3 separate regions of the Mus musculus genome follow, and regions 1 and 2 are each linked to region 3. A link is a loop called in an ENCODE intact Hi-C map of the cell type or tissue named here. Cell type or tissue: heart. All regions are shown on one strand.

Region 1 (8,000 bases), 60 kb before region 3:
AGATTATAGATCTATACAACCTTGCCTGGCTTCTGGTCGTCTCGATCTTGGCCATCCAGGCATCCAAAAGCATTCAGATTTCTGTTGCTTACAAGCTGCCTGGTTATGACTGTTCCTTGTAAGAGGACAGTAAGACTGAAGCAACCTATCATCAGTTTGAATCAAAGTCAGCAAGAAAACAAGCGACCTGGAGGAGTGCTTTCCCTCTAAAACGGAATCTCGGCATAAGCTTGCCCAAGGCAGCTGCAGAACATGAAGAGCTGTGCCTTGCATGCATGTGTGTGCACATCAGCACAGGTGCGCGAGTCAGACACACACCTACACACCCACACACCAATGTCTGAATGAATAAATATGTAGCAAGAACACAACCTCATCTTTCAGCCCTGATCTCAACCCTAAAGAGATGAGAGCTGGTCACCACCATACCCCAGGCCGGTCCTCAACAGACTGGATCTATGCAGAAGGAATAAACAGAGACGGGATGTCCTACTGGAACCACCTATCTCAGGCTGTTTCAGTCATTCCTTTCATTGGCCCACTACTCCACTCATAAGCCTCACAATTTCTATCTTAACACATTTCTCCTCCAATCTTTCTGCTGGGCTAAGAAGTTAAGAGCCGCCACCCAGGAGCACACCTAATTCACTTAAGTATTCAAGACTTCCATGTTTCTTCTACTGTCAGAAGTGCACCGACCCCTTTAGGGGAGGCCTGGTGCCCTGTCACACAATTCATCAGCACGTAAGATCTGTCCCAGAAGTGGACTGGTGTGGGTCTCAGTGTCTTTACCTCTGAACTAGCCATTTTTCCTGGTCCCCAACTAAACTGTACTCTTGGGGACAAGTGTTCTTTCCTCTGTACCAGACCTTACAGGAACTCTGTAAGGACCAAGGTAGCACGGATACCCAGCTCTGGAATCTAAGCATGGCACTACTCTGAGTGCAAAGCAGTGTTCCTCTTTGACTCTAAAGGCTTTGACTTGTGGAGCCATGAGGAAAAAGGTAACAAACCCAGAAGCCAAAGGAGAAAAACAAAACACCACTGAGACAAAGATGAAAAGACCTAGGATGTGTCAAGGATGCAGCACACAGAAGACAGCAGCTAGTTAGTAGGAGTGAAAAGTTGATAGGATGAATAAGAAGTCAGCCGGCCACAGGCATGGGCGGGACAACTACCATGGTAATGAAGAACCAACAGGAAGGGTGTAAATTATAAACCACAACCTAGGTCTCTTTTACCACCCAAAGAGCAGCCTTCTGGAACCTCCTTGGCAAATTGAGAGGTCCTCTGAGCCTGACATCACAGATCACTGTAAGTAACAAGAAGTATTACAAGCAATCCAGTGGGAATGTTGAAGTCACTCCAATGACCAGGATCTGCCTGTTGTTTCCAAGCTATAGGAGATGAGTCAACACGTCTGAATGTCTCTCCTGGAAAGACCTTAGTGCTTCTAGTCCCTAGATGTCAACAGCCCTGACCAAGGCCTCACAATGCTGCCATGCATCAAAAACAGAAACACGGGGATGGGGAGACTCTTCAGTGGGTAAAGTTCTTGCCACGTAAGTGGGAGGATTGGCGATCAGACCCTAGCACACCCATGGGCTAACCTGTAACTAACTCCAAGCTTGAAAGGGGAAGACAGGGGATTCACAAAGCAAGCTGGCTAGTTATAGCCAAGTGAAAGGCTCTACACTTCTGTATATTGTATATAAGGTGGAGAGCAACTGAGGAAGACACCCAGTTAAGCACCAGCCTCCATATGCAAATGCTCTCCTCTCCACAGGAGAGTGATAACCATATTCAGAATCCCGGCCTCACAGCACTGTACTGTGTAAGCTAGCTACCTCCAAATGCTTGATGGAAGGGGACAGCAGAGGCCCTTCTGAGTCCTCTAACCTCCTCCCAGAGCCCAGTCATCAGAAGCTAATGGTAAAATGCTAGACTAAACCTCTCCACTCTCCTACCCCAAACTTGTCTTCTGCTCTAGCCAGGGCCATCACATAGTTCTGTGGGCTTATATAAAGACAGACCAGCCTTACTCCAGCTTCCCTCTCAACCAAGCAGCAATGTGAATCACAGCTCCCATAGGGAAGCTATTTACGCCTCAAAACAAGCTGAAACCTACAAGGATTATTTCAGCACCAGGTAATATGATGTAAAATACTTTTTTACTTTAACAGATCTGATCTGCCTCTGACAGATTTTTCCCATCAGAATTAAATGTGCATGTGCACACACACACTCACACACACACACACACACACACACACACACACACAAACAAGCGCGCACTTGCGCGCATGCTTGTCCACAAAAGGATGCAAAAGGAAAACAAACACTAACAGGAAACTGCTTCTAGACATCAGGCGACTCAGAAGAATATGAAGTTGAAAGAAAAATTCTAAATCAGAGTAACAAAGCCCAAATTTTCCCTGAAAGATGACCAACTACAGTGACAGCTACACCTTACAAGAACAATCTGACTGACCTCGAAAGAACGTGAACCCCACACAAGTCAGAGCCACAGGCAGACACAGCCCCAGTACCTGATCAACCCAGGAATGAGCAACTAGGGAACAAATGAGTTATTCCACACAGGCCAACTCCCCTAGTAAAACCCCCAACACACAGTAGGCTCTTCATAATGCTCAACCAAAGAAAGCACTCCTGGAATCTAGCTGCTTCGGGGAAGCTCACAGTGAGGGGAACGGAGATCAGGCTCGTCCGCTGCTGGCTCAAGCTCAACTAGCCAATTCTGGAGACTGGGGCCCCAGGGACCAAATAGTTTCAGGACTGAGCACCCCAAATCTATCACAAATCAAAGAAGACTTGCTACAGACCAGTTACCATGCTGGTGTTAGGAAAGAGGACAGAAGTGGGGCCAAGGGGCTGTTCTTTTGAATAGAACATCTGGGGAAAACACCAGGGAGAGAGGACTTGGCTGACACCTACTCTACAAAGAAATCTTGATCAGGACCTGAATTCTCCTCTGAATGTTCTCACCAGAACATTCTATGCTGCTGGGTGACTTCTGGGGGGAGAGGTATTTAAAGACATAGAAACGGGAGGAAAAGCAATGACAATGACCACAATTAGCAATGCACTTCTTAAGAGATCCCCAGACATCGATATGTGGAGTTTATAAATGTTCAATCATTTATTCCTTGTAAGACCCCTTTTCTTTCATTTTAGGGGCTGAGTGTGGAGTGAGCCTTGTTCGCACCAGGTAAGTGCTTTGCCATACGTTATACCTGCGGCCCTAACTCCTCACACTCTATCCATCCTCCTGCCTCCACTTACCAAAGCACTGGAACCAAAGGCCTGGGGCAAATCACCTGGTTTATGTGGTGCTGGACTCGAACCCAGGACTCCACGCATGCTAGGTAAGCACTCTACGCTGAGCGTCAGCTTCAGCCCTGCTTGCTTAGTTCTACAAGCCTATGAGGCAGAAGGAAGAAAACTGCGGCAGAGAAGAGGAGCGCGGTCATCCTCCCAAGGTAGCCGAGCCGACACATAGGTGGGCTTGAGCCCAGGCAGCTGCCAGTGAGGGGATGAGGTTTGACCGAGACATGAAAACAAGTGATTCCTCTTACACATACCAAAACCACTGCCAGGAAATCCAGAGTCCTCCCATGCGCTAACAAGCCGCAGAGAGAAACAAGAACACCATCTACTGTCACAAATGGGCATACAGGAAGAGCCAGTCTCTGGGAGGAGGAAAATGAACACAGCCTGTCTTCTGTATGCTGGGAGCCGATCAGGTCTCAGCCTTCAGTGGGTGCTAAGGTCACTGTATATGTTCAAGAAGCTTCCGACCTTGAAAAGCCAGGGAGAGGGAGGCGCTGCTGGGGTCTGAGGTGGGAGGGGCACAGGATTTGTTTTGCCTCTGCTTCTTCACATTAGATGGCTTCCCTCTTCACATATAAGCAGTAGGTAGCCAATATTTTCCTCCACCAAAAGTAACTGGCATTCATGACATGTTTATGAAGAAGGGAGAGAAGGAATGTAAAATGTCAAAACCACCCAAATTCTACCGTATGAAGATAAGCACACTAGTCACCAGGCAAGAGCATCTCTCTGAGTTCAAGGCCAGCCTGGTTCCAGGCCAGCATGGAACATAGTAAGAATCTGTCTAATACGGCGCACGCCTTTAATCCCAGCACTTGGGAGGCAGAGGCAGTTGGATTTCTGAGTTCGAGGCCAGCCTGGTTTACAGGGTGCTGGGAAGGGACCCTGGGTCTAAGAGGTGTTCTTAAATGTTATGCCATCTTTCCAACCCTAACTTCTTGGTTTATTTAAAAGAACAACGAGCTAGGTATAGTGGACAACACCTTCAATCCCAGCACTGAGGAGGCAGAGGCAGGTGCATCTCTGAAGGTTCCAGGCCAACCTGATCTATAGAGTTCTAGGACAGCCAGAAAGTTACACAAAGAAACTGTCTCAAAACCCCAAAAGAACCAACAATTAATTAGTAGGTAGGAGATACTGGTTTCTACATCTGCTTGAAGTTCTAAGTGATTAACTTCCCAGTGACAGCACATTACCTTCTTCCAGCTTGCCTAGCAAGTACTAGACTGACCCAGTCCGCTGGTCAGTCAACAGGGTCTGCAAGAGAGTGGGGACTGAGGGGCAAGAGACTCAAAGAATAGAAACAAAACAGGCTATCAAGGATCAAGTCTCATGTCTCGAGTCTTGTTTATTGAAAGGCAAGTATGGGTATATATGCACTCGCTGGGGAGTGCAGCTGGAGACACTTAACCACAGGTCCAGGATGTATAGGAGAAAAGCAAGATGTTATCAGAGTGTGGTGGGCATCTTGCAAGAACATCATGCTAGGAAAACAAGTCTCTCATCAGGGTGGAAAAGTACCACCTGTAAGTAAATAGCCTGAGATGGCTGCAGAGATGAGAGCCGCTTTCTGCTAGGAGTCCGCTCCCAACACTAGCCTAGACCCAGAGAGGGAGGATCCTTGTGCACAGCAGCGGTCTCATCTCACTAGACTTAGCTCTTTGACGTGCTAGTCAAATACCCATACACATAAGTACAAGTCAGGCCCAGCACAGGCCTAAAGCAGGACAGAGGTGGCTCACCACTGTGTAGCCAGCATCTATGTCCAGATAAGGCCTGAGACAGGGTAGGGGAAGCTGCTGTTTCTTCTGCAAAGTGCCAAGCAGGAATATGGGCTTATTTATGTCCAGGAGCCAGAGTACTTGCAAAACACTCATTTTTATCCGCTAATGACACAGGTATTCACAGCACATGGGGCCAGTGACCCCCAAAAGGCTAGGGTGGCAGTGTCGTTATGCCCTGTTCCTCAGGGGCAGCATGTGCTCCCCAACTTTAGCAGGCCTCACAGACCAGCCCTCATCCCAAACCCAGCACACATACTCAGACCTTGAATGGTGCCCAGCACTTGGAAGCTGAGGGAACCAAACACCAGGTAGCCCCTGTCAAGTTTCTCCAGCCTCAGTCTGGGTCCTTCACCTTCAACTGTTAAATACTCACTGGCCTGAAAGTATCTTGGCTATGTACTTCCACCTGTGGTTTCCGGCCTATCGGGAAAGCAGCAGACAGCATTAGTAAGGAAGAGAATTACCGCTGAAGACCACTAAAGCCTAAATGTTCTTTCTAATCCCGCCTGCTGCCCGGGAGACCATTTTACCACCTCTAAGTACATGGGACAGCCACTGACTGTGACAAATCCTATTTTGAGCAGACTTTCCACATTAAAAAGCACAAAGGTTAAAGATGGTTTCGAGATATATTGCCATCCCAGGCACATTTTAAAAACTCAAGAGTCAAATACCAAAGCAGGAGAGATTGTTTACCACATTTAGGTTTATGCATGGTCTTCCCAGTCACTCAGGCTGCCCTGCCCTGCCCCCACAACTCCCCCTTCTCCCCCCCACACACAGCTGGGTGGGAATTCACTGACCTAATATCATTGGACAGATAATTCCTTGCCTTGGGGAAAGACTGGCAAAGCCCATGGCATCTGCCGTTTCCAATCTATGCTTGGGAACACTAACTAGGAGCTTGTGCCAAGAAGGGAGGAGGAGGGGTAAGTAGCACAAATGCCTGCGACAGTGGCTGTATGTGAAAACTTAAAAAAAAAAAGAAAAAAGAAAAAAAATTCCGCCCCCAGCCTTGTGGGGAGTCACTGCTTTGCAGTAGGAAAGCCCGGCATTTGATTCGTCTAAATCATCTCCAAGCCTGCGTTAGAGAAAATAATTGAATTAAAGAGTTGCCATAACTCATTCAACTGAGATAAAACCCAGCCAGTGGGAAGCAAGAGGGCCACGCAAAGGCATATCTGCAAAGATTCACCATCTTCTCGAGATAGTAAAGGGGGTGGGGGGAGCAATATAATATGGTTCAAAGGACAGATGGGACTTTCCTAATTGTCCCCAGATTCCTAACAGCAGGGGTGGTAACTAAGCGGTTTCAATTAAAAGTTAAAGAAACAGGGGAAGCAGGCAGTTAAGTTATGCCTGCTGCCGATAAGGCTCTCCCCAGTCTGAGGGATGCGGCATCCTGACTTCAGACAGCCAAGTGTCAATGGCACATGAGCGGCGAAGCCATCCCAACATGTCACCATGACAAGGTGATAAATAAATCTGTCTGTCAAAGGCACTGCCATGAGCAGTCATGTGAGTAAGAAGCCAGGCACCAGGCAGGAGGGCGGCAATGTCAGAGGCAAGGCCTCTGTGTAAGTGTGCCTTCCTCCCTCATAGGGCCCTGCCTCTGCCAATGCCTCTGCCTCTGCCTCTGCCTCTGCCTCTGCCTCTGCCATGGAGGCTCAAAGAAGGGAGTGTGGGGGCTCTGGGACAGTCAGAGAGGATACAGCACTGCTCCACCCTGTGGAAGGCCGAAAGCTGACTGCTGGGCCACAAAGGGGCTCCACTGTGGAGTGGACTGCAAGAAGCTTAAGCAGAATAGGAAAATGGGCCCACAATACATTCCTTAAACCACGGTTGCTTGAGCGAGAGCTTGTCCTACTCAGGGAACCTAAGGCAGTGTCTATAAATGACTGTCTGCCTGCTTGGAGACTCCCATGCTTGAACAGTGTCCACAACAGGCTCATAATGACATCCTATCTGCCCCAAAATGTCAGTCAGTGAGGCCAAAGTCGAGAAAGGTTACCTTAAAAGAATCATGAAATTTCTAAGGAACCAGAAACTAGAAGCTAGATGGTGCTGATTACAGCCAAGTTAATTTTCCACCGATGTGGGATACCAGAGACTTGCTACCTTGAAGGCACCTGATGAAAGGGGGCACATGGCAGGAACATTGGGTCATCCTCTGCTACATCATGAATTTGGGACCAGCCTGGGATACATGAGACCCTGTCTCAAAAGAAAAAAAAAAATGAAGGAGGAAGAAGAGGGAGAACCAACAGCTTCAGGCACACATGCTGTGACTGAAGCCTACACAGGCACAAACACGCACATACACAATTATTAAAGAAAATATGTCTTCCCGATGAGACCAAACCATGTTTGGTCCACGAGCCCAATATAGACCAATCACTAGCAGACAAGCTAGATATTTAAATTCATGGCTAACAACAGCCAATCAAGTCTAAAAGTAAGTTCTCTGTGCTCAGAAGAGAGGTGGCGGGTGGCCTGCGGTCACTGACAGGTTGAGTTACAGAGACGGGCTCCTCTTGACAGATTCTTGCATAAGACAGTCAATCTCACATGTGTAGAGACTGAGAAAAGGGCAGACGAAGGTAGGAAATACCAACATCACCGCAGCAAGAAGGCAAGAAGCACGTCCTGGATACTTGTTTAGTGAAATTAACTAGCGGTTTAATGCACGCATGCATGAGGATGGGGGGGGGGTTGTCTGATATTCAAGAGTGCCCCGATTTCTTCAGAGAAATTAACATTTCAATCCTGTTTTTATCTAGAAGTCATTAAACTGTGCAACATGAATTATTGGAAGTGTAGCGGCGAATTAACTCTATTCATCAGCGAAGTCCAAACACTTTAGAG
Region 2 (8,000 bases), 190 kb before region 3:
TACTGGGATTACAGATGTGAGACAGAACACCCATCGGTAAATAGGTTCTGGGGATGTGAACCCAGGCTGAAAAGCTTTGTGTGGCCAGTGCTTTTACTGCCCACTGAGCCACGCCTCCAGCCCCAGATGAGCTACATTATGTCTGATGCTTCACAAGTAGATTTTGTCTGCTCACAGGAGATTTTGTTTTCCATGCAGTTTGTGGCTGGCATCCAGGAAGGCCACAGGAAAGTACTAGTTTCCCAAAAAGCAGTGTCCTTTGTTATAGGTGCCAACATGCAACAAAAGACTGCTCTGAATTTGACTTCCCTCCACCTTCTCTCCTTTGTTTGCAAAAGTGCTCAGATATACTGAAAACAAAACCTTTCCCAGGCCTCATCCTTCACTGTGGCTGTTCCTCTATTTCCTGCCTTCCTCTCCTGGTCAAAGCGCCTGGACTGGTAGTCTGTAATCACTGCTTCAAAACCCATGCACGGTTTCAGCTTTTGAAACTTGGCATCCGTCCCCATCATCCTACTGAGAACTGTTCTCTATAAGGTCAGTGAAGCTGTTTGTCAAATACACTGACCTTTTCTTTGTTCTGAGTTTCAAAATCTGCATACTCCAATACTATTTGGGAATAATGTACTTGAGGCTCACTACACCTGCACCTTTAAGAATGTTGCACATTTTGCAATGTCCACCTTTCTTTTTCTGTTGGGAGTTTTCTGGAAATTCCACAGTAACTACTCTATAGACCGACACCTCTGCTGTTCATGTCCAGGGTCAGCCTAGTTCCTTGCTCTTAACAAGGCCCTGCTGCACTCTTCTAAATCCTGGATCTGTACACAACTGACCTCACCTTATCTAGTTCTGTCCAGGAGTTCCAATGGTCTTCATAGCACAGTCATGCAGTACTCTGACTTTTGATTCTTTTTGTTGCCCCAGATTCAGGTACTGGCAAACCATAAATGGAAAGGTTCTAAACAAAGGCTTCCTCTAGTGAGTCTCATCACTCACTGCATTCCACTTCTGCCCCTCCTTCCCACTCCTGCTGGATATCTAGGTTTTAGCTCTGTGTCTCTCAATTGTTTTCTGTCCCCATTTCTATAGCTATGTATCACAGACATTCCAGGAAGGTAGTTCTCATATGGCACCTTATCATGCAAAACCCTTTTTGTGACTATTAAAAATATATATTTTAAGTTGGGCATGGTGGTGCATGCCTTTAATCCTAGCACCTGGGAGGCAAAGGCAGGCAGCCTCCTGTGAGTTAAGAGGTCAGCCTGGCCTAAATAGCAAATTCTAGGTCAGTCAGTGATACCCAGAGAGTCAGAATCTCAGTCTCTCTCCCTCCACACACACACACACACACACACACACACACACACACAATTTCTAAGTATGTGTATATGTGTGTGGGCATGTGCATGAGTGCAGGTACTCCTGGAATCCAGAAGGCATAGGATCCTCTGGAGCTGCCTAACATGGGTGCTGGGAACTGGAGTCCAGTCCTCCTGGAGCCACTTCTCCAATCCTTGCTTTCCACTATTATAGAACTAAACAGAAGCCCTAAAATGGCAAACCGGAAAACATGATGGGATTGTATTTTCCACAGGTAGCTCAGGAAACACCTAACAGAAAAGGTAGAACATATGATAACTGCCCCTATACATGACCATGGTGGTTCTAAGAAACATACTAAAAACTTACAGTTGGTGCCTTCAAGTACTTCATTCTTTAAATGTGTGTGCCTGGAAGTGAGCAGCCCACTGGATTTGGTTTTTTTCTTCCACCATGTGACTCTCAGGAACCAAACTTAGGTCATCATGTTTGTGGCATGTTTACCACCAGGGAGAACTCTCAGGCCTCTAAATTAGTTTCTTAACTATGACCAAGTCAGTTGTTCTATTAGTTAGCATGTTAAAATCACTTAATATTTCTAGGTATCGGTGTCCCCATGTGCAGACTTTGGGGGTAGGACTCCATCAGTAGTTTTCAAACCCGGCTGCACTTCAGAGTAGCTGAAGGGTGTTTAAGACTTATCTATGCTCAGATTCTCCTCTTAGGTGGAGCCCATGTTTAAAAAGCCATACTAGTGACTCTAATGTGTTGCCATTGTTGAAAACTAATACATTCTTTTCTTTCTTTTTGTATATGTTCCTATGTGTGTATACAGGCCTGGGGACAAAAGGGCAAATGATACCTTGGGTATGTATCATCCTTCAGGAACATCCACTTTTGTGTTTTAAGGCAGGATCTCTCACTTGTCTGGAGCTAGACTTAACTGGCTGGCTATGGAGCTCAGGGGTTCTCCTGTCTTCTCCTTTGGCACTGTCATTATAAGCATGAACCTGGCTTTCTTACATGGATTCAGGGGACTGAACTCAAAGCACTTTATATACTGATCCATCACCTCAGGTCTGAGAACTACTAGATGCCTCTCAAGAGTCTTTTTGTCTTCAATGCAGTTTTTTTTTTCCTTTGTTCTCCTTTTCAATTATAAGTTGATTTTCACTTTAATTTACTTAGCAATCCCATTTTGTCATTGTGGTTATTTTGACTTAGCCTCTTTCCGTGCTATCATTTTTACCACTAAGATGGTCTTCCTTATCTTTGTGTTTATTTCTTGGTGCAGATTTTTTTTTTACAAGACATTTATTAAATCAAATTTAAAAGCTTCCTCTGAGTCCTATCCCTTTTCTGACTAAAATAAACTACAACTTGGACATCTTACCGTGTGATTGGTGTTTATTTGGAGGCAGCATGCTGTAAAGCTTTGATTCAGGAAGAGGAAGTGCTTAAACAAAGTGTTTCCAAAGGGTCAACTGAACTACTGTTTTTATATAATAGCGTGGGATCCTACCTACAAATGAATTAATTATATCCTTGAGAACGTGTTGTTTTGTGTTGTTGTTTCCATTTAAACTTAATTTATGGATAAGTTCTCAGACCAGGTGGGGGTTGCTGAAGGCCTCTACTCCATAGCAATGGCTATGGAGAGGAAGCACCCCACTGGTTGTGAAAGATGTTGGTGAGGGGAAGTTATACAAAGTACTGTTCTTTTGATGGCCATGGTACAGCTGTCTTATACCATTTTATGCAAATAACTCAAGACACCAAAGACAGCTTCACAAAGTGAATTCCCACTCAAGTTTGGGAAACATCAAACTTCAAGTAACACGGTCATCCTTTTGGATCTGAGGTATCCAAACAATTACTAAATGCCCTCCCAGATTGCTGTTAATGTTCCTTCAAGATACTAATTAATTATTTTTATTTTTAATTATGTGTTTGTGCAAGTGAGTGTGGGTGTTGGTAGAGGCCACAAGAGGGCACTGAACCCCCTGGAGCTGGAGTTACAGGTGACTGTCTTCCACTGAAGTGGCTGCTGGGAGCAGAACTTTGCTTCTCCGAAGTAAGTGCTCTTACACGCTGGCCGTTTCTCCAGACCCCCCATATTACTATCTTTTTAAAAATTACATTTATTTATTTTGTGTGTAGCCCAGAGAACAACTGTGGGAGTTAGTCGTCTTCTTCCACTCTGTAGGTACTGGGGATGGAACTCAGGCTGTCAGGCTTGGCAACTTTACCCAGTGAACTATTTCTACGGCCTTTAACACATTACTTTTAAAGCAGTTTACATTTTGAAAAAGTTTGAAGTAGGGCTAGGTGAAGCTAAGAGTAGTGGTGGCGTAAGTCCAGCACTCCGGAGGTTTAAGAGTTCGGGATCAGTCTCAGCTATTTAGAGGGGTTAGAAATAAATCGGGCTACAAGAGAACCTCGTCTGAAAACAAAATAAAATGCCAAGTAAGCAAGGCTTGTAATCTCAGCGCTCTTGGGGAGGCTGAGGCAGGAATATCGTTTAAGAGTTCCAGGCCAGCCTGAGCCCCAGAATGACAGCCTGGGTCAAATTATTGAAATTTTAAAAACTGTTTTAAACCGCCGAAGGAACGGCCAAGCGGTCTCCCAGTTAGCAAACAGATGCGTGACTCACGCTTGATTCAAAGCGCTGGCGACTCTGCAGCAAAGAGCGGCCGGCGGCCAGGGGAAGAAGGCTCCCACCTCCCAAGTGCATCCTGCACTTAGACTTGAAGACACTCACCCGGGAGGACGCGTCGCGGGACCGCGCGCGCCGTAGCCTCACAATCAGGACGCACGCTGCTGACGTCACGGCCGCGGCCCGCTCCTGCGCCGGGAAAGAGGCGGTCGCCTATTGGCTGCGCCTCCTGAGGCCTCGGGACCAATCACAGGACGGTGAGCAGCGAGGTCCAGTTCCTGACGTTGTGCGGCCGCCGCGGGGTTTATTTAGCTCTAGGGTCCTGACCGCCGCCATTCGGAGTCCTCTGCGCCCGAGGCTGTCCCCAGACCGCTCCGCCCCTGTCCCCGAGCCTCGGCCCCCGCCTCCGCGCAGCCTCTCCGCCCCTCGGGCCGCTGGGAGCCGCGCGCGGGCCCGCGGAGAACATGTCCTGACTGAGGCGGGAGGGCGGAGGCGGCAGCAGCGGGGTGGGCGGCGGCGCCGAGGGAGGCGGAGAGGGGCCGGGCTCGGCTCGTCGCCGCTGGCCGTGCGGGAGTCGCCGCCGCCGCCGCGGCCGCCGGGCGCCGCGCGTCAGACGGGGAGGAGGAGGATCCGCGGCCGCCAGGTAACCGGGCCTGGGTTGGGGGCGCCGCGCCGCAGGCCCCTCGCGGGTCGACCGCGGCCTGACGGGGCGTCGCGGGGAGCAGGCTGCCGAGCCTCCGGGCGGCAGCGTTGCGGGATAGCGCATCGCAGGCCCGGGGTTGTCCGCGGCCGCGCGTCCATCTTGGGCTTCCCAGCGCGGGGACAACCCGGAGGATGAGGGAGAGTGGCCGCCCGGCTTGTTTACCGACCTCAGTTGGCCGCCTTCGTCAGCGGCTGGCGCTGCCCTTCTGCCCGCCTCATTCCGGCAACTGGGATCCCTCCCGAGTCCGAGTGTGTGGGTCTTATTCCCACCTCTTAGTAGGCCATAAACACCCGGATTTGTCGCTCTAAGTTGGTGCTGGTCCCCAAACTTGTGTTTTGGTCCCTTGTCCACTTTCTCTCCCCTCATACGTTGGCCTCCGGTTGCCTAAAGCAAATCAGGGTGAAAGTTGATGTCTGGTGGCCATGGGCAGCTGGAACTCCGCTCCCGGTAACGATCGCTCTGTGCACCTACCTTGTGGGTTTTCTTGTTTTGTTTTGGTTTTCTGCTCTAATTTGGCTGGTCATTGCACAGACAAAAGAGCTGTAATACTTGCTGTTAGCGCCGGGGAGAGGCAGTTTACGTTAAGCAAGAAGTTTGAACCCGCCCATTATCTTGGAGACGCTGGTTTTGAAACCACCTTGCTTAGAATTTTGTATCTCAACCCCTCGATTTCCCCTTTCGGTTACCCACTAAGTCAATTTTTATAAGTTCTTTCCACTGCTTGCAATGTTTGGTCTCTGTATAGTTGACCTGTGATGGTGTTAATAAACGTGATGTACAAATACTTGGAAGTGTTATATAATGAGTGGCTCCTGTACCCCGCAGTCTCTTTCAGTCGACTCCCTACCAACTTTTGCTACATGCATGGTACCTCTGTTGATCAAAAATGGGTGACTTGGCTTATATAGAGAAAACAGGGGAGACCCGAGGATCTTTGTGACAGAGGCCATTAGAAAGTCCACTGAACTATGCTTGGGAAAAGTAAAGCTGGATCCTGTTAAATATTATTTTAATTAAATGAGGTATTTCGAAAGTATATTTGGAAGCCACTCTCTTGATTTGGAGGCTCTTAAAATAGTCTCATTAAATTTTTGTAACTTTTTCATTGGGGGGGGGTTGTGAGAGGTTAAAAGGTAGGGCAGTAATGAGACGTTTTACTTTTTTGGGGGGAGGATGTTATTTGAACGCCATGGGAGGTTTTTTCTGGTTGCTGTTTTAACAACCTTTTGTTAGTGCCGTTGAGCCTTGGGGCATCCATTTATTTACTCTTGAGGTTGTATGAAGAACTTACAACTCATGGTAATATATTTCAAACTAATGGCCTTGATCCATAACTATGTACTAATACGGATTGTGGCATATCACTTTTAAGGTCTGAGGATTAAACCAGGCAAGGTGGTGAATGGTGAATGCTTTTAACCCTAGCACTCAGGTAGCAGAGGCAGGTGGGTCTCTTGAGTTCTAGGCCATACTGGTCTACATAGTGAGTTCCATGACAGGGTTACACTGAGAAAACCTTCCCCCCCCCAACCATAAACAAACAAACAATTAAAGTAAGTCTGAGTATGAACATTAATTCAGATGTACATTGTTTGAGGTAAATTGATTTATGTGTAATTGATTCAGTGAGAGCCATTACATGTAGTTTTATTTATATTGCTTTTATAAAATCAGTTAAAACTTAAATGTAGTTGCAAAAGTAGGATGCTAACTTTTTATATAACTTGGTTTGGTTTTATTTGAGCATTGCTTATGGCTTTCCCCTCTTCCCTAGAAATACCTTCTTGTTTGAACATTTTTTTCTTCCAGTTTGTGGTGGTTTATTTGGAATTTTCATGTCCTCATTATACCTTGGGTATATTTTCTGTATTTAAATACACTAGCACCTCTGAGGCGCAGTGGTGGTGCATACCATTATTCTCAGCACTCAGAAGGATCTCTGAGTTCAAGGCCATTGTGGTTTACAGAGTGAGTTCCAGGACAGCCAGGGCTACACAGAGAAAACTTGATTAAAACAAAACAAAACAAAATGAAAATAAAAACAAACAAAAACCCCCCACAGAACCAAAAAACAAAGTACCCAACACATTCACTTCTTACCACAATAAATAAACCTATAAAAATGAAAAAAAAATTCAAACTCCTTTTGGTGTTTAAATTTCTCAGTAGTTTGGTCTCTCTCTCTCTCTCTCTCTCTCTCTCTCTCTCTTCTTTAATCTTCTTTCTTCTTTCCTAAGTGAAGCTCAGTCCAGCTAAATTTTTGTTTCTGTGAAGTCCCTCCTCTCGGCCTTTATTTATTTTACCCTTTCTTACTGTACATCAAGTTAAGTGCTATCTCCTAAGAACCCCTTTGAGAACTTACCCTGGAGGAACCTGTTTGCTCCTCTGTATGAGACTTTCCACCCTTTGTTGTTATTGTTGTTGTTAGTCTATGGTAGTTTAGATTTCTTTCTATGACTTCTGTTTTCCAACTATATTTTTAAGGCTCCGAGATTTGGTGTTGAAATTTTTTTAAGGCTCTGAGAAATGAGTTTGTATCTATGGAGACAGTATAGTTGGCTCTGAAAATATAGTTTGACAAAGTATTTCTGGCTACAGAGGTATTTCAGGATATACAATTTGTATGTTTTCTACTATTGGAGTTTCTGAGATTTTTGATGATTTATGAGAGAAAATATTTGAAACTATGGTCATACCATAAAAATACTTGGTCAGTTTGTTTACATTTGTTAGTACTGTTTTTTACTAATACAAAATATTGACATTTTTCCATTGGTTGTGCTGTATTATTCAAATGAAAATCTCTGGTTTTTTTTCACTGAGTCTAAGATAGTTACTTGACTTTGGATTTGGTACTAGTGACATGAAAGGTAGCTATTTTGTATTTGTAAATGTCATTGCAAATGACATTTATCATCGTAGGAAGGAGGAATAATCTGTAGCCTATTTGGATTTCTAACCTCAGATGCTGATGGATTGTACAATTGATCAAAAGGCAGATGAGGCAGGGGAGTATGATTTTGTTGCTACCTGTTGGAAGAAAACATAAAACTGGCCTACAGTATTCTTATATACCAAAGATAATACATGTAGTTATGTAGTGGGGATGTGGATACTTAGGCATTTGGAAAATAGGTGTGTGTGTTTCTGTTGTAAGTATGAGTAAGTTTCTTGGCAGTAAATTCTCCTGATAATGTCTCTGCCTTCTGTGAAAACTCACCCTTTTATAGTTTGTCAAAATATTTTTCCCTTCAAAATATTTTGTGTGTATGGGTGTTTTGTCTGCATGTTTGACTGTTTACCACATGCATGTAGTAC
Region 3 (8,000 bases):
GATTAAACTGGTTTCATTAAAGGCAAGTACATTCACGGCTAACATTCAACTTCAATGGCGACTTTAAGCATATTTTGCAAGAGGGAGGACCTGCTTCTAGCTTGAAACCTACCAGCTCATTAACTTTTCTTTGGGGGGCTATAAAAAGGGCACTGGGGGTTTTTCCAGGAGTGTGTCAGAGCCAGACAAAAGGATATTCAATGTTCCAACTTTAAGATACAGTTGTTATTTGGAACACTAAAAAGGAAACCTTGTTTTCACGTTAAAGTTGCTGGGGCTGAAAATGTTGAATTGGCATTTAAAATATTACTCTGTAATTGCTATTAAGAAGTACTCTTTGAGATGAAGTAATTATAAAAACAAGATCCTTTTAAAGTCCCATTACTAAAGATATGAAAGATTTATTTAAAAAAAAAAATGCTTCAAACCAGAATTGTCCTAAGTAGATGGGAACTAGTTCTTTGAGAATCTATCTAGAGGCAAACGGCAGCCCCAGGAGCCGAACGCGAGGTAATTTTAAAACTGTCTTTGAACTCAGCACGAGGAGAGAAGGCCGTATCTCCTTCAAAAAGAGATCCCACCGTTGATGCATCCCGTCAAAGTTAGAAAGCAGAACTACTTTTGTAATCCCTCTACCCCAATACAATGTTCCCTCAAAAAAATCACCCATCTCAGATAAAAATATACATGTCCCAAAAAACTGCAAATAAAGGCCTTTGGACTTCAACTTTCCAATGCATAGAGTTCTATTACCACTCGCATCTAAGGACTCTCAAAAGTTCCCTAGTTTTTTTTTTGTTGTTTTTTTTTTTTTTAAAGAAAATAGGGCAAATATCCAGGAAGGTCTATTTGCCCGAGGTTGGGAGCCTGGCGTGGCGACGTAGGCCATTGCCAGCAGCCTCCAAGCACGCAGAGATTTCATAAGATATTCCCTGCGGTCCCCTACAAAATCCCAAACCTGAGTCCCCTAAAGCCAACCGCTGCTTGGGCCGCATCTAAGAAAAGTAGGGGGTGGGGGCTGGGCAAGGGTACCACACACACGCGCGCACACGCACTCTCCGTGTCGGCGACTATAGTCGCCGGCGTTAAGCAAGCCACCGGAGGGAGTGTGTGCGCGCGAGGGTTTGCCCGCGGTGACCGCGCCGAGCTCTCGGGCCCGCGGCCTCCTAGCCCCTGGGCGCAGCGTGGGCTGCAGGCGACCGGCCACGCCGCGGGGCCTCCCGCAAAAGCAAGGCCTGGGCGCACCGGCACTCCCGCGCTGCCCGGCCTCAGTCGCCCAAGGCAGAGGGAAGGGCGCGAGCCGGAGAAGAAAGGCTCTTCCCGCCGGTCGATCCGGCTCCGCGAAACACCCCAGGCGCAAGGAGGCGACTGCGGCGGCCGGACCGTCCCCGCGCCACGCTAGATCCCCGGTGCCCACGGCGCTCCCAGCCAGCCCCTTTTACGAAACTTTCTTTTTTGCTTCGCCCCACCCGAAAAGTGCGGTCCCGGCGAGGACGCCGAGGACAGCGGGCGGAGGGCGAGGAGGAAGTGGTGCCCGCGGGAGCGCGGCTGGGCAGAGGAAATGCCCGCGCCGCCCGCCCCCGCCCTTGCAGCCCGCCCCGGCCCCCCGCCCCGCCGCGACTTTGGCGGGCCGAGCCCCGCGCGCCACTGGCGGCGGCGGCGGCAGATGTGGCCCCGGCTGCCCCAAGGAGCCAACAATGCCGGGCCGGCAAAACAAAAGGGATTCGCTTCGCGTCTTTCCCGGCCTCTCACTTACACTCTGGGAGAACCGCGCGGGATCCCGGGCCGATAGGGGCCGCGCCCCCAGGGGCCCCGAGCCACGCGCGCCCCGACTTGTCCCCGCCGACCCCGGTGTCTACTCCCCCCTGCCCGCCCGCCTCCCAGGCGCAAGGCCTGCCGCACCCCGTCATGCTCGGACTCCTGATCCCCAGGGATCTGGCCGTATTGTCCCCGCGGCGCGCAGCGCGCTCGTCCGAGATCGCCAGCGGCCCCCGCGCGCGCACCCACCGGGCTCCAGGAGCAAGCCCGGGGCGCCTAGGAAACCGTCGCCAGACGCCGCCGCCGCTGCCCTCCGGACGCCGCTGCGCGCCGGGTTTTTCTTTCCTTTTTTTTTTTTTTTCCCCAATCCTGATGGGAAGGAAGGTGACCGCCTACTTCGCATTCATCAACTCTCATCACAACAACAAAAATCCTGGAGCAAAGGGCGGCCAGCAAGCGCAATCGGTGGCGAGGGGCGGAGGACGAGAACCCCCCGGCAGAGGTCCACCTCCGGGCGTAGTGTGTGGACACAGGGCTGGGGGCGCTGACCAAAGATGTCCTCGGATGCCGGCCCGGTGTCCTTCGCCCTCCTCCTTCTCCCGGAGTGGCGCAGTGAGGCGCGGGCACGGCGCCCCAGCCAGCGGCCGCAGGTGAGGCGGGGGCGGCGACAGCCCCAGCCCTCCCCGGGTACCCCCGCCCTTACCTCGTCCTGGGTCGCCGGCGTCCAAGGAGAAGGGCGCCCACCCGGGAGGCGGCGGCGGTAGCGGTGGCTCCCGCCCCTCCCACCCCACCCGGCGGCGGCGGCGGTGGTGGTGGTGGCGCTGGTGGTGCGGCCCCCCCTCTCAGCGCGGCATGGCTCCCAGCTCGGTCTCTTGCTCCTCCGGCCGCAGCTGGCTCCTCTGGGCCGCTCCCGAGCCACCTTAAAATGACACACGCACACAGAGACACACACACAAAAACTTAATCTCTCCAGCTCCGCGCCCCACCCCCTCCCGCCCTCCCCTCCCTTCCTTTGCCTTCCCTTCCCTCCCTTCCTTCCCTTCCTCCTCCTCCCGTCGCCGCCGAGCCTCTTCCTACTTCCCCACCCACCCCACCCCCTTCCCCCGCCCACCGGCTCCCGATCCAGTCCCCCCCCCCCTCGTCCTGGCCGCGCGCCTTCTTGCCAGCCCCGCGGCCTGGCGGGGGCTGCGTTGGGGGTCCCTGGCCCGCGCCTCTCTCACCCCCCGAGAGGATGCTGGCTGTAACTTGGATCCGGGGAGGGAAGGTCCTGGAAGCCGAGCGCCTCCCGGCTATTTGCTCTTCTTTATTTGTTTTCTCCTCCCGGGAAGGAGGAGGAAAGCGCAGAGAAAAAGGAAAGGGAAGGACGGAAGCGGCGCGGGCCGCTGCTCCGGTGCCCTCCGGCTGCGCAGGAGCGAGGCGGGAGGCGAGGTGAGGGTCCCCTCGCACACTCGTTTTCTTTTTCTTTTTTTTTTTTTTTCTTCAAAGGCGGGGTCTCTCTTTGCAAACCAATGACACAACCCCACATGGTCCGGTCTCGCCCCTACAGATACTTCTCACTACAAATCGGCTCTCTCCGGGGATTAGCAGCTACACGAAAGTGCATACTGGCGCTGCGGGCAGCCGAGGGGGCCGGGCAAGGCAGACACTCCCCGGCCCAGCCCCGCGCCTCCCTTGAGACTCTGGGGACGCGCAGGGGTCCCGCAGCCGGTGGGGTGACTTCACCCTCCTTCCTTCTCCTCCCCTTCCACGTGGGGCACGCCACGTGGGGAGACGCGAGCTCTAGCGGGCCTCGGCACGGTCCCCGGGGTAGCCCCGGCTCGATAAGGCCCCCACCACGCCCGCTCAGCCGACCTGCACTCTACTCGGCCCCGAGGCTCCAACTTCCTCCAGGGCCCCGCGCAGGCCACGGGTGCCGTCCCAGGCTCGTGAGGTCAGGCGCGGGCCGGCCACAGGGGGCACTTGCGCTCCCAGATCCCAGATCCGGGAGAGCGAGCCAGGGAGGTAGCGCTGGCTGCGGGGCGCGCGGAGACTGGTCTATGTGCTGGAACTTGCCACGATGTGTTCGCTACGAGAAGCCAACTGTTTTTACACATTTAGAAATGTCTTTCTGTTGTCTGGATGTCGCTGGGGCTATTTTGAAAGCCTTGCCTCGGTCAGGTCACCAGGCTCTCTAGAGGCCTTGCGGGCCCGGGGGTCGTGCGTGCGGTGCCTTTTCGTGATCACGAGTCCACAAGTGTCTAGGAGCATTACGACTAGAATCAGGACTCTTAACGACGATGGGACACAGCGGCAGCGCGAGACTAGTTAGCATCTGGGCTGGGTTCCTTGGCCATGACCCGCGACACTGGAGCGCTGTCCCCGGAAGGGAGCCGTTTCCCTGTACTCAGGGACCCAGGATTACCAGACTTTAAGCGCGCGTCTTCTAAGGACCCCTGTGGCGCTGAACAGAGCCCTTGGATGCAATTGTTTTTTTTTAAAAAATCTTTAGGGTGCTAGCGACTGGATTGAGATGTTGGGCTAGCGACTGGATTGAGAGGGGGTGTCCAAGGTCACAACTTTGAAGACCACAGGGACCGCCATTCAGAGAGCCACGTAGAGTGTGGTATGGGTGGCTTCCTCCCGCCCTTCGCGACCAGAGGCATTTATAGAAGAGGTGGGCCTCTGCTCTGGAGGCCTCCGAGCCCCTGAACCCATCGCTGTGCGTTCTGGAGAGCGCAGCCTTTCTCGGGCTCTATCTCGGCCTGTTTGCTAAACTGCTCACCAGATGACGGCCGTGAGACTGGCACTGTTAAGGTTTCTATGTTTTATAGTCAAACTATTCTGAATGGCAAGACGGGAACGGTCCCTCTCCAACACATCACATCCCCCAATAGGCCTGGGGCTGCCCTTGAATGTTCTGTGAACGAATCACAGGTGTGCACCCGCCTCTGACCCAGTTGTCTCTATCTTCCAGGGCTTTGTGTTCTCATAGATTCTTCCTCTTAAGAGTTTGCCTCTCCCCAGCAGCTTCATTCCAAGGTCACAGGGCCCGGGAATTGCTTGCAAACCGATCTTGTCCATACCCGGGCTTCTGTATCACCAATGCCAGCTTCCTGGCCCTCCCTAACTATGGTAATTCCTGAATTTTTATGTTTCTCAGATCTCTGCCCTTCGTGGTCCTCTATTCTCACCAAGAAGCCACAGTCAGCTGGCTTTCTGTCTTTCCTGTTACTTCTTCAGCTTTCCTGCAGTCTGATTTTGAATTCCACTTTAGAAAAATACTACCGTGGGCCCTGCAGGATGCCTCAGCCTGCAAAGTTGCTACCTAGCCAGAGGAGCTGAGTTCAATCCTCAAAGGCTAGGGAAAGATGGAAGAAAAGAGTAGACTAAGTTGTCTCAGACCCCTGCACATGTACCAGATATCACAATAAGAAAACACTACCCCCTTTCTTATGAACTCAGAACTAAAAATCATTTCTAACTTCAGCCTGACCACCTGCATTTTAAAATATGGAGTCCAGGCTGGGGGGGGGGGGGGGGGGCGTAGCACAGCGGGTAGAACACTTGACTGGTATATATGTGGTTCTTGGCTCATCTCTTGCTCCTGAAGTCAGGGGAATCTGGCAATCACCCAGATAAGGTTGCACTGCTAATACTTTGGGGCTGGCAAGATTGCTCAGTGGGTAAAGCCCTTGGTCCCAAGCTTGAGAACCCAGAAAGAGCAAACTGACTTCCTCAGGCTGTCTTCTCAGCTCCATACATGTACCATGCAATGCATGCCAACCCCACAAGATAAAAACAAGTGTACTAACATGTTTAAGAAACTAACTCTAGCTACCATCAACATGTGACTCTAGCCATTTCTCAAAAGATGTCAAACATAAACAACAAGACCAGAAATAAAAACCCAGGGCTGGAAAGATGGCTAAGCAGTTAAGAGCATTGGCGGCTCTTCCAGAGGCACTGATTTCAGTTCCCAGTAACCACACCCACCTTAACTCCGGCTCTAAGGGGTCTGATACCCTCTTCTGATCTCCAAGTGTTCCCCCTTCACCCCCAAGTGCACACATACACACACACTCAAATGAAAATCTTTAAAATTCAAAAACGTAACCAGACTCCAATAGATGCTTCTCTGAGGATGATGTACAAACAGCCACTGAGCAGACAGACTCACTCAATGCTCAGCCCCAGTCAGCAGGGAAATACAAATGAGGACCACAGTAAGATACCACTTCTTGTCCATTGGGATGGCTGTCATCAACAAAAGAGAAAATGGAGAAATGGGAGCCTTTGTGAGGGCTGATGGGGAAGTAAATGGTGCCGCCACAGTGGGAAATGGCCTGGCAGCGCCTCGGAAAGTTAAACATAGAATTGCTGTATGGTCCAACAATTTCATTTCTGACTATGTGCCCAAAAGAACTGGAGGCAGAGGCTTAAATGGATATAAGTATACTCACAATCATAGCAAAACTATTCCCGACAATCAGTAGGTCAAGTCTGAGTGACAGATGAATAAATGAAATGCAGATGGACTATTATTTGGCCTTTAAAAAGGAATGAAGAACCAGGTGTGGTGGCACAAACCTTTACACACAGCACTTGGTGAACAGAGGCAGGTGCAACTCAGTTCAAGGCCAGCCTGGTCTATATAATGAGTTCCAGGTCAGCCAGGGATACTTAAGTCTCAAAACAAACCAGGAAATGGAGGGCTAAGGAGATTGCTCAGTGGGCAAGAACACTTGCTGCACAAACATGAGGACCTGAGTTCAGATCCAAACATCCAGGTAAAACGGCACAGCTGCCCAGGTCAGTAGCCCCAACAGTGGAATGGCACATAATAGGGGAAGAGTCAAGACAGTCACTAACGCTTGACTGCCATCCCGTCTAGGTGAAAAAATGCCCCCAGTTCAATAAAAGATCCTGACTCAAGCAGAAAGTGACACAGCAGAACACCCACATTCTCTTTTGGTCTATGCCGTAGCATGGGTCTACACATACATGCATGCACACCACTGAAAAGAGATGAACTGTTGAGCTGTCATATCAATGAACATGGAAAAAAAGGCTGATGAAACGAACATGACACAAAAGAGCAAATAACTTATAACTCCATTTACAAGTGATCAGCAAATAGGCAAAACCATAAGAAGCACTGCGGGGGTGACTGGGGACTAAAGGGGGGCACATGGGCATTCTTTTTCAGCATACATACTGTGGCATGAATATGCACACATACAAATTATAGGTGTTTTTTTTTTTTAATATATATAAGATAGAAAAAACAAAGACAGATGTGGTGGTTCATATGCACAATTCTACCTGGGGCAGGATTGCCGTGATTTCTGGTTGATGCTGAGCTGCAAGTGAGATGACCATGAAATGAAAGGAAGGCAGTGGGGAGGCAAAGTTGAGTACAGAGGGGTGGTTCCTGAGGCTTGATTTCTGCACACTGGCAAGGCTGTGATGAGAAAACCAGAGGTAAATTCTCATCCTCTGGGAATAAACATTCCATGTGTGCTTTTATATTCAAGAAGAAGTAGTAACTGAGTCCCAAAAGTTACAGCAAACTTTTTTTTTGTTTGTTTTTCGAGACAGGGTTTCTCTGTGTAGCCCTGGCTGTCCTGGAACTCACTCTGTAGACCAGGCTGGCCTCGAACTCAGAAATCCACCTGCCTCTGCCTCCCTCCCGAGTGCTGGGATTAAAGGCATGCGCCACCATGCCCCGCCCAGCAGTTTTTTTTTTCCTCATATTTACTTATGATCAGGCTAGGCTTAGTGACTCACAATTGTAAGTCCAGCTCTTAAGAGACTGAAGCAAGAGGACCCCTGCCAGTTCAGGGTCTTGTGTGGAGGAACTTTAATCCAGCAGCATGCCTGCTCTCGCAAGGGATCAGACCTAAAGAGCTTTTAGATCTGTGTGATTTAACTGGCATACAGATATACCTTTAGTCCCAGGAGACAGAGACAAGCAGATCTCTGAGTTCAAGACTAGCCTGATACAGTACACTTTTCAGGTAAAGAAAAGCTTAGGTCCAGGTGGGGTGATACATGTCTTTAATCCCAACACTCAGGAGACAGAAACATGCAGATCTGAGTTCAGTCAGTCAGTTGAGTTCAAATCAGTCAGTTCGGTGCAATTCAGAGTTAAGGAGTCGGGAACTAGTGCAGTTGAGTGCAGGCAGTGGCATTGAGTTTTGATCAGTTCTGTTCAGTCATTTTGAGATCAGTGCAGTGGAGTCAAGTCAGTCAGTTGGGAGACA

The links. A loop is a pair of places that touch in the nucleus more often than their neighbours do. Peaks named below come from ENCODE experiments on the same cell type or tissue, not always from the same donor. Only the 100,000 strongest peaks of a DNase experiment are listed, where the experiment ranks them.
Region 1: a loop joins it to region 3, with 2.5 times the contacts of the local background. A loop is called at or near these places in 10 of 42 quality-filtered maps.
Region 2: a loop joins it to region 3, with 2.4 times the contacts of the local background. A loop is called at or near these places in 4 of 42 quality-filtered maps.

The regions. Positions count from the first base shown.
Region 1 is chr7:133,060,953-133,068,952 of GRCm38, forward strand. It overlaps a transcript of Ctbp2 not described here. Among named protein-coding and RNA genes, the nearest start is that of Ctbp2, 50 kb to the left of the region's middle. In heart, a CTCF peak has its summit at 3,680; DNase peaks (open chromatin) are centred at 5,929 and 6,689; H3K27ac peaks cover 1,567 bases.
Region 2 is chr7:132,926,924-132,934,923 of GRCm38, forward strand. Zranb1 (zinc finger, RAN-binding domain containing 1) reads left to right here and starts at 4,253. Exons shown (of 10, transcript NM_207302.3): 1 at 4,253-4,622. 1500002F19Rik (a long non-coding RNA gene) reads right to left here and starts at 7,087. Exons shown (of 2, transcript XR_003946678.1): 1 at 4,085-7,087. In heart, a CTCF peak has its summit at 3,305 (motif pointing right); DNase peaks (open chromatin) are centred at 4,228 and 4,848; H3K4me3 peaks cover 3,031 bases; H3K27ac peaks cover 2,111 bases.
Region 3 is chr7:133,120,680-133,128,679 of GRCm38, forward strand. It overlaps Gm35364, which reads left to right and starts at 2,876. Exons shown (of 2, transcript XM_006508433.3): 1 at 2,876-3,186; 2 at 3,305-7,364. The coding sequence starts at 2,990. The coding sequence ends at 3,932. 4930483O08Rik (RIKEN cDNA 4930483O08 gene) reads left to right here and starts at 7,572. Exons shown (of 3, transcript NR_046279.1): 1 at 7,572-7,754. It also overlaps a transcript of Ctbp2 not described here. In heart, CTCF peaks have their summits at 1,136, 2,375 and 3,716; DNase peaks (open chromatin) are centred at 1,862, 2,552, 2,762, 3,542 and 1 weaker place; H3K4me3 peaks cover 4,995 bases; H3K27ac peaks cover 5,112 bases.